Linked DNA regions of Mus musculus: region 2 is linked to region 1. The links are chromatin loops, found by intact Hi-C in ENCODE. Cell type or tissue: heart. All regions are shown on one strand.

The links. A loop is a pair of places that touch in the nucleus more often than their neighbours do. Peaks named below come from ENCODE experiments on the same cell type or tissue, not always from the same donor. Only the 100,000 strongest peaks of a DNase experiment are listed, where the experiment ranks them.
Region 2: it touches region 1 in a loop (7-fold over the local background); 2 of 42 quality-filtered maps call a loop at or near these places.

Annotation. Positions count from the first base shown.
Region 1 is chr3:29,736,896-29,741,895 of GRCm38, forward strand. No RefSeq gene overlaps it. Among named protein-coding and RNA genes, the nearest start is that of Gm42197, 43 kb to the left of the region's middle. In heart, a CTCF peak has its summit at 2,588 (motif pointing right); no DNase peak of the experiment used is centred here.
Region 2 is chr3:30,512,388-30,517,387 of GRCm38, forward strand. No RefSeq gene overlaps it. Among named protein-coding and RNA genes, the nearest start is that of Mecom, 5.1 kb to the left of the region's middle. In heart, a CTCF peak has its summit at 2,845 (motif pointing left); DNase peaks (open chromatin) are centred at 1,764, 2,234 and 2,824; H3K4me3 peaks cover 2,842 bases; H3K27ac peaks cover 2,601 bases; H3K27me3 peaks cover 1,464 bases.

The DNA of each region.
Region 1 (5,000 bases):
CAGTCAGAATGGCTAAGATCAAAAATTCAGGTGACAGCAGATGCTGGCGAGGATGTGGAGAAAGAGGAACACTCCTCCATTGTTGGTGGGATTGCAGGCTTGTACAACCACTCTGGAAATCAGTCTGGCGGTTCCTCAGAAAATTGGACATAGTACTACCGGAGGATTCAGCAATACCTCTCCTGGGCATATATCCAGAAGAAGCCCCAACTGGTAAGAAGGACACATGCTCCACTATGTTCATAGCAGCCTTATTTATAATAGCCAGAAACTGGAAAGAACCCAGATGCCCCTCAACAGAGGAATGGATACAGAAAATGTGGTACATCTACACAATGGAGTACTACTCAGCTATTAAAAAGAATGAATTTATGAAATTCCTAGCCAAATGGATGGACCTGGAGAGCATCATCCTGAGTGAGGTAACACAATCACAAAGGAACTCACACAATATGTACTCACTGATAAGTGGATACTAGCCCAAAACCTAGGATACCCACGATATAAGATACAATTTCCTAAACACATGAAACTCAAGAAAAATGAAGACTGAAGTGTGGACACTATGCCCCTCCTTAGAAGTGGGAACAAAACACCCATGGAAGGAGTTACAGAAACAAAGTATGGAGCTGAGATGAAAGGATGGACCATGTAGAGACTGCCATATCCAGGGATCCACCCCATAATCAGCTTCCAAATGCTGACACCATTGCATACACTAGCAAGATTTTACTGAAAGGACCCAGATGTAGCTGTCTCTTGTGAGACTATGCCGGGGCCTAGCAAACACAGAAGTGGATGCTCACAGTCAGCTAATGGATGGATCACAGGGCTCCCAATGGAGGAGCTAGAGAAAGTACCCAAGGAGCTAAAGGGATCTTCAACCCTATAGGTGGAACAACATTATGAACTAACCAGTACCCCTGAGCTCTTGACTCTAGCTGCATATGTATCAAAAGATGGCCTAGTCGGCCATCACTGGAAAGAGAGGCCCATTGGACACGCAGACTTTGTGTGCCCCGGTACAGGGGAACGCCAGGGCCAAAGGGGGGGAGTGGGTGGGTAGGGGAGTGGGGGTGGGTGGGTAAGGGGGTCTTTTGGTATAGCATTGGAAATGTAAATGAGCTAAATACCTAATAAAAAATGGAAAAAAAAAAAAAAAAGAATTGGGAACAAAACACCCATGGAAGGAGTTACAAAGACAAAGTTTGGAGCTGAGATGAAAGGATGGACCATGTAGAGACTGCCATATCCAGGGATCCACCCCATAATCAGCTTCCAAATGCTGACACCATTGCATACACTAGCAAGATTTTACTGAAAGGACCCAGATGTAGCTGTCTCTTGTGAGACTATGCCGGGGCCTAGCAAACACAGAAGTGGATGCTCACAGTCAGCTAATGGATGGATCACAGGGCTCCCAATGGAGGAGCTAGAGAAAGTACCCAAGGAGCTAAAGGGATCTTCAACCCTATAGGTGGAACAACATTATGAACTAACCAGTACCCCTGAGCTCTTGACTCTAGCTGCATATGTATCAAAAGATGGCCTAGTCGGCCATCACTGGAAAGAGAGGCCCATTGGACACGCAGACTTTGTGTGCCCCGGTACAGGGGAACGCCAGGGCCAAAGGGGGGGAGTGGGTGGGTAGGGGAGTGGGGGTGGGTGGGTAAGGGGGTCTTTTGGTATAGCATTGGAAATGTAAATGAGCTAAATACCTAATAAAAAATGGAAAAAAAAAATAAAAAAAAAAAAAAAAGAATTGGGAACAAAACACCCATGGAAGGAGTTACAAAGACAAAGTTTGGAGCTGAGATGAAAGGATGGACCATGTAGAGACTGCCATATCCAGGGATCCACCCCATAATCAGCATCCAAACGCTGACACCATTGCATATACTAGCAAGATTTTATCGAAAGGACCCAGATGTAGCTGTCTCTTGTGAGACTATGCTGGGGCCTAGCAAACACAGAAGTGGATGCTCATCGTCAGCTAATGGATGGATCACAGGGCTCCCAATGGAGGAGCTAGAGAAAGTACCCAAGGAGCTAAAGGGATCTGCAACCCTATAGATGGAACAACATTATGAACTAACCAGTACCCCGGAGCTCTTGACTCTAGCTGCATATCTATCAAAAGATGGCCTAGTCGGCCATCACTGGAAAGAGAGGCCCATTGGACATGCAAACTTTATATGCCCCAGTACAGGGGAACGCCAGGGCCAAAAAGGGGGAGTGGGTGGGTAGGGGAGTGGGGGTTGGTGGGTATGGGGGACTTTTGGTATAGCATTGGAAATGTAAATGAGGTAAATACCTAATAAAAATGGAAAAAAAAAAGAAAAAAAAAAAAAAAAGAAAATATTTTTAAAAAAAAAAAAAAAAAAAAAAGAAAATACGTCATGAATTCAAAGTTGCAAGGTATTTCAAGGATTCCCAATCTAACAAATATAGGTTGTATGGTTGAACTGTGTGTACTTTGCAAAACTGCCTGATACAAAATTGAAGTTGATTCCACCCATATATAAAAGGATAGGGAAGTTGGGTTTTTCCAGAGCATGGGATTAAGCACTTTTTCGAGAAGGGAATTGCTAAAGTTGCCACTAGAGGGCAGAGGCTCCCTCACTCATTGTATGTTTGGATGAAGATTTAAAAAGAAATTGAAAAGTAACATCATTCTTCGCCCCGCCCCCCCGCCCTTAAGCCCAGTTTTTAATGTATCATACAGGCACATACATATTGCAAAAATATTATAAGAAAACGATGAAAGTATTTTAAATGATAATTCCAGAATTGTATGCCAAAAGAGTAGCATCTCTGGCGTGTTCTCCTCCTAAGCCCCAGACACAGCCAGTGTTAAAATGTATAATATCACCCACCCTCCAGATCCAAGCGCAGGACACTTTCACATAAATATGACTTACAAAACACTCCGTGTTACGTGTTCACTCATTCAGTTATGCACACATGTGATATCAGTCTGCCAAGACCTGCCTTTCCCACACACTGTTGCCTGTTTCTGTGATGATTTGTTTACTAAATCAACTACAGCTGATGTTCGGGACTCCCTCAATACTTTCTATTCCGAACAGAATGACTGAACATTTTCATAGATTTCCTTTGCTATTTTTTCCTAGTTGCTGAACTGAAAGGCTTGTTAGCTAAAATTTATTATATGAGCCATAATTTATTAGTAGCTATAGTCAATATTATAAGCCATGCCCATGCTCCAAACAGAAGTTCTCACCGGTTTACACTCCTCCTAGGAGTGTGGGTGAGGTTGGACCTTTGAGACCTGAAAAACATGGAGCCTGTTAAACTATCACTGTACTGGTTCTGAAAGTTCCTAAACCTTCAGAAATTAACAACTACTGAACTTGCTATTCTGGATAATTGTGTTAACTTGCAAAAAAAAAAATTTTGTTTTACAAATTTTACCATATCATGCAAGTAGGATGACTAAAAATATTCCGTCAGGCAAAGGACCTGACTGCTGTAAGCCAGTAATAATCCACCCATGTGTGTATCTAAGCAAATGCTCACCGTGTTCCCTAACACCATCAGCTAAAAGTGTTTATTGTAAAAACCATAAAGCAAGATAGTAAGACACCATTTCAGGCTGCAGGCGAGACAATTCCTATGGCTTTTCTTTGATCACTAGTTTACCACACTTCAAGAAACATCTTGATGCTTCAAATCTGAATTTTCTTTACCTTGTTCAGCCTGTTTCTCTGTCTCTCAAAAGAGGCTGTCACCATTTGACCATGCTTTCCTTACTATTCTAAAAGACAACTCAAGCCTTTTGCTTTGATTTTTTTCAGGAGCAACAAGAAAAATGGCCATAATACAAATGACAAGTATATTTTCCCTAACAAAGCATTTTATTATCCAGTCATCTACCCACCCAAATTTGCAGGCTGCAAGCAACATGACAAAAGTTGGTTAGGCTGTAACAGCTTCGACATTTTTCTTTAGAAAAGCATTCTTTTTTTTTTTTTTTTTTTTGAGCGCCATATATATCCTACATGACCCAAAATTATCCATCAATGTGCCTATGTTGAACAATGTGAAGCAGGTTGAGACTTATCTCCAGACACATGCCACACTCCCAATATGGTTGGCATTCTGATTCTTGTGATCTCCTTTCATCTGTCCATCACCAATTGTAATCAGCTCTACACAGGAGTCATTACAGGAAGACATTCTCAGCTGCCCTGTTGGTTGAACTAACAAAATATGATGAGCGCTTGTGGAGAGGGATCTTAAGAGATTCAAAGGGAAACTGAGAGAAAGTAGAGCAGGGCCTGAGCCTTTGCAGGCTGCCTCGTGTGCTCATATGAAAAGACTGGCTATTTGGCTTAGCAACATAGGGTTGCAGACTAAGGACAGAGAGGGCATCATTACCTGTTTATTATGGCACTCTATGTCTTTTTCCGTGCATGTTGGTGTCATTCTTCTGTTTATTGTCACAAATACTTCAGGCTTTACGAGAAAGTGTTTTAAATCCACATCCTAGCTTTTATGGGTAGAGGGTTGTGTTGTTCATCTCTGCCTGAAGCAGCCCCTTCCTACTTTGCTCTCTACCCCAAGGCAATGACAATCCATGCCACTTTTGGTACTTTGAGTTTTACATTGTCTTTTGTGAGTTTCAGCGCTTAGTTAATGAATGCATTTAATGTGAATGATGTAAAGAGACAATATTGTTATTCACAATCATCTTCTGGATAAAGGCATAGGGCACTGTTCCAAAGGGACTTGGGACAATAATGATGGGTGGAAATAGGTTATGTAGATGGGATGAATTTCTGAGCATGACTGTTGTATGACATAATAATTTAATTTAAATATGTACTTACACAAAACAGAAGGAAAAGAGTTTGGGGTAGATGATTATGCATTTAGGCCTGCCTTGTACTACAATACTTTCGTGATGAAAATGTAATTTGGGATTATAAAGATTTTGTTATAATTTCCTATTAGTTGTATAAAATGACCTTTGGACT
Region 2 (5,000 bases), 780 kb after region 1:
TAATATTTTTTTTCAACTTCGAAGCTAATTTCTTTTCTTTCTCTTTCTCTCATTCTTTTCTTTCACTGTCTCTTGTTTCCTGCCCTAAGTGTGCAGTAATTAAAAAGCTATGTTGATAGTTCAAGTGTGCTCAACCTGATGGAGCGAATGCCCTCAGATGGCTGTGGACCTTCACCGCCGGCTATGAGGTGGTTCCCTGCGGCTGCCCCAGCGGATTCTCATTCCCTGTCAAGTCCACCTGTCCCCAGTCCCAGGCGTGAGATCACAGCAGGTGACTTTCTGTTGCCACCTCTGGAGTTGCTAACACCTCTGACCACAGATCTAAGCAGTCCAGGAAAAGGGGGGGGGGGCTGACAAACTGGTGAAGTTGAAGCTGCTTTCTCTGTCCCCACACGCGCCTTTCCTTCTGCTCGAATTCGTTTCCTGGGGGACAGACTTAGGACAGACTTAGGACAGACTTAGGACAAGTTTTTCTTGCCTTTCCTTCTATGGAAACTGGCATTCTGGAAGTGGTGACAACTTGGAAAAATTCATGAGCTTAATAACTGTTTGGGTTTGTTTGGGATGTGTGTGTGTGTGCACATGTGTGTTGTTTCCCCGCCCCACCCCCGTCCTTCCTTTCTTCCTTTCTTTGAGCAGAAATGGGGAGATAGAGGTAGGAGTGGAAAGGAAGACAAACTATTGAAAAGGAAGAGGCAGGTCAGTATTCCTCTTTCCAACTGTGTCTTTAATTAATGCTAGAAACAGCAAGGAACCGGAAATGTTTTTTTTTCCTTTCCTGGCACTATAATTGAGCCAACCCCACAGTACCTTTAGAAGAAAGTTTGAATTCTTTATGGAGGTATTTCTTGGCCTATTGTCTTTGTGCAGTGAACTCTACATGCTATTGAATCGAAACCTACATTTGCCTGGCTACCAGAAAGATTAATTTAATCATTGTAATGTAATTATTAATACTGTTTACCCAACGCTGAGTTTCAGGTTGGCTGTTAAGAAATTAAACTCTCGCTGGGTGACCAGAGGTAGGCAGGAGTCTCTTCATGTTGAAATGAAACAGTTCTCTTTATTTAGTCTCAGAGTCCAGCTTTCGGCCAGGGGTTCAATTAGCCAAAATGGAAACAATTTTCATTCATTGCAATAACTCTCTCGTTCTGGGGATCGCTTTCAAAATATACACTTTATTATTATACGCTGACCTCGGTGGCGTGGTGTGGCAATAAAAGAAAGAGGCAGGGAGATCTATCTAGCCCCCTTGGGCTATAATTATTAGAAATTAATTGGGTTCAGGACCCTGGGTAGCCTAGCTAAATTAATAGCTTGTCTGGTGGTTTAAATCCGAATTTTCAGTCCACAGGAGAGAAAGGGAGAGCGTCACAGACATGAAATGCAGACCCAAGGGACGCCTGAGTTTACTTGCAAGACACTCATCTATTAAACAGTATCCAGAATACATTGGAGCTGGGGAGAGGGGGCCGGAGTAGGAGGGGGTGGAGGCGACCAGAAAGAAGAAAGCAGTAAAGACCAGGAGGGAGGCTGAGAGTGTACAGAAAGGTCTCGAGTTGATTTTATTCGATTTTTCTTGTCTGCATTGTTTTCGGGAGGGGTTGCATTTAGGGGTTAAAATCAAAAATAAAGATCCCGTGCATTCGGAGCTGTCGTACTGGAGTAAAAGTGAAAAGGGAGCCTTAGGCAAAAGGAAATTACTGCGAGCCCGCGTGACCTTTCAGGGAGGTAATCAATCAAGTGATCAACAGGGATATTTATCATCGCTATATAGGACGACTTCGGCCGGCAAGGGCGGGGTGGGGGTGGAGGGGAGAAGGAGAGGGTGGAGACACGCGTACATTCACACACTCGCGAAAGTTTGAACAAATCCGATGGGTCTCGAGACAGAACACACGGAAGCTTTTGGAAATGTTCAGACTCCCAATTCTGTTTGACATCCTCCGAACGAGAAACGAGAAACGCACACTTTCGTGGGTTTCGGCAAGGGCTGAGACTCGTATCCCCTGCCTCAGCCCGTTATACGAAAAGGTGTTAACTCTCAATCGCCAGTCCGGCTTGGCCTTGAATACGAAGCTACTGGCGGGGAAATCCGCGCTTCGCACCGCTGCAAGGCGAGAGCCGGGGCGCCTGCTAGGCTTTCGCGTACCGTGCATCTGGCCAGCGGCGAGGGGGATGCAAGGTCGTCCCTCCCAGCTGCATGCAGACCCCGCGACTTATAGTCTCCTCTTCCTACGAAATCCTTGCTCTGCAGCGCAGCCGTAATCGCGTAAAGCTGCAGGCCGGTCAAAAGCAAGCACATAAGGTTCGATCAGCGGCTGGCCTCCGCTGGCCAGCCACCTCCTCCACATTGTAAATGTCACCCTTTTGTAAATAGCGCTTTTGAGCCCAGTTTTCTTGGCAAACTGACCCTGTTCCTTCTCCCTGCAACATCCACCTGCTCCCAGAAGCCAAAAAAAAAAAAAAAAAAAAAAAAAAAAAAGGTGCGGGCTTGTAGGGAAGCGCGATGCTGGTTTTAAATCGTCACTGCATCAATCCGAACCTCCCAGGCTCCCCAGCCAGCTCGGAATGATAACGGGTTCTTTCTCAGAGTTAGTCCGCTGACAACTGGCCCTCGAGGCTGGAAGCTCCTGTACGAAGGGCCACGGATGGAGGTAATACACGCCGCCTCCACGGTGTGATCCGCGACTCACGCGGTACCCGACCGCGCCAGGGTGGCGCGGAGGCTGCTCGGGTTGGCAGCCCACGCGGAGCTCGCGCTCCCCCGCGCGTCTCTCTGGAGGCCCTCTCTGGGCTCCCGGCGCCGGGCGCGGTCTCCTCCCGCACAGCCTAGTCTGCGGCGCCCCCGCCTGGCTCTCTCCGCCGCCGCAGCTCGGAAGCTCCAGCCATGGAGGGCTCCAGCTGTGCACAGTAGCTGCCTAGGCTGGGGGTGGGACACAGCTGGGGCGCCCCAGGGAAGCGAGTTAGGGTGGGAAGGAACCCAGCGAGGAGGATTAAGACGAGAACAACTCCCGGCGCTGCTACCGGCTTAAGATCTGGAGGAGCTGCTACTCGGGCACAAATCTTTAAGTCCTGGGGGATATGGAGCCCCAGAAAGAAGCCAGACTGCTGGCGTGCAATGCCAGAGGCCCTCTTTAGATCTTTGCATTGAACAAAGAATCGTCTCGAAGAATGTTGCCAAAGTTTAATGTGCGCACGAATCACCTGGGGATCTTGTTAACATGCAGATTCGGATCCAGGAAGTCTGAGGTGAGGCTCAAGCACTCTGCGTTTCTGAGCTCACTTGCAGGTTGCGCGGATGCTCCTAGAAGCCCACCATTACTTGGACCATTACCACTATTAGAAGCTCAAAACCTCAGGGCCGGGTTAGACCGACCAACTCGAAAAGACATTTTCCCAGACGATTCACCGAAATAGTGCACTTTTGGGAAACACCACTCTTGAAAGTATCTGGCCAAGATTTCTGTCTTGTTAAATCACCTCAGCAGCTGAATCCCTGTTTCCTGCCTTAGTCGCGAAAAGGGTAGTGTCTGATTCTACTCACTTAAAACCTACACCTTCTCTGTCCTTTGTTGAAACCCGTCTCCCAGTTTTGTTGCCTTTGGATCTTAGAAGCCAAACGCCTCTAAGACCTAAAGGTTTCCCGGATCCCCCAAAAGGATGGGCAGCCCTTCCCCCATTCTCCCTCCGTTGCTTTCCAAGTCTCTGCCTTTTATTCCTCCCTGCTCTTACAGTTTTTGTTTACTCATTCCCTTCTTCGCTGTGGACATCCTGAAGGCGGCATCTTAGATTGAATTTTGAAATTTTCATCTGAAGCATGAGCATATTTCTCTCCTGCATAGCCATGTCTGCTGTTGCTAAGAGATAGCCATATTCAGATTTTATGGGCACTGTACATGAGATAAATCCTCATCCAGCAAGATCAATTCTTAAGATTTTTTAAAAAAAGAAACAAAGTCAAACATTTGACTGGCCCAGAACTTACAGAAATCCCCCTGCCTCTGCCTCCTAAATACAGAGATAAAGGTGATGACCACCACACTCGGCAGATTTTAATATCTTAAAGAGTTGATCCAACGAAGTTTCAAATATAGTATCCCATTTTAACCAACTGTGTGAATTCAGGCAAACAACTGAGTTTCTTCTTTGTATGGTTGAATAATTATGTACATCTTGCACGAATATTGTGGGGGTTAAAAATAATATACAGAACACTACGTATGGATTTTACTTTGTAAAAGAGACTTGCTCTAAACTCTGTTTTGAAAGTTAGAATAATGACAAGGATCCCTCTCTGTCTCTCTTTCTGTCTCCCCTCCTCAACGTGCCCCCTCCCCGTGTGTGTGTGTGTGTGTGTGTGTGTGTGTGTGTGTGTGAGTGAGTGTGTGAGTGAGTGTGTGTGTGAGTGTGTGTATGAGTGTGTGTGTGAGTGTGTGTGAGTGTGTGTGTGTGTGAGTGTGTGTGAGTGTGTGTGTGTGTGTGTGTGTGGTCTTGGGCTCTGTCTTCTCATTCACAGCTGTAATGGGATATTTTTTCTTTGGTCAGCGGGCTGTCTCTTCACACAGCAGAACCCAAGGGTTTGATGTATATGAAATTGCTGTAACTGGATCTTCACTTTAACATTGCAGCTTGAATGGGCACCAGTGTGTGCGTGGGTTTGGGTTACATACTCTCAAAAAATGCTGTGTGCACGAGAACTGACAAATCAGTCCCTAATACCAAGCTACTGTCAATATTCGATACAAAGAAGCTCCAGACCATCTTCCAGACAGGCTGACACAGCAGAACCCAGGAGAACCCAAACCACATGGCGAGAAGAGGAAAGGAACTGAAAGATGCTTCTCTTCTGCTCTGGCCTCACAAAAAAAAAAAGAGTCTTTCCTCACAACCCAACCAGAGAGGGTATTTGAATCAGTCTAATGTTTCTAGGTTACCCCATTCTCTGCCTGTGAGTTGAAAGCCACAAAGTAATTTCAACAGAAAGTGATTTTTAGCAA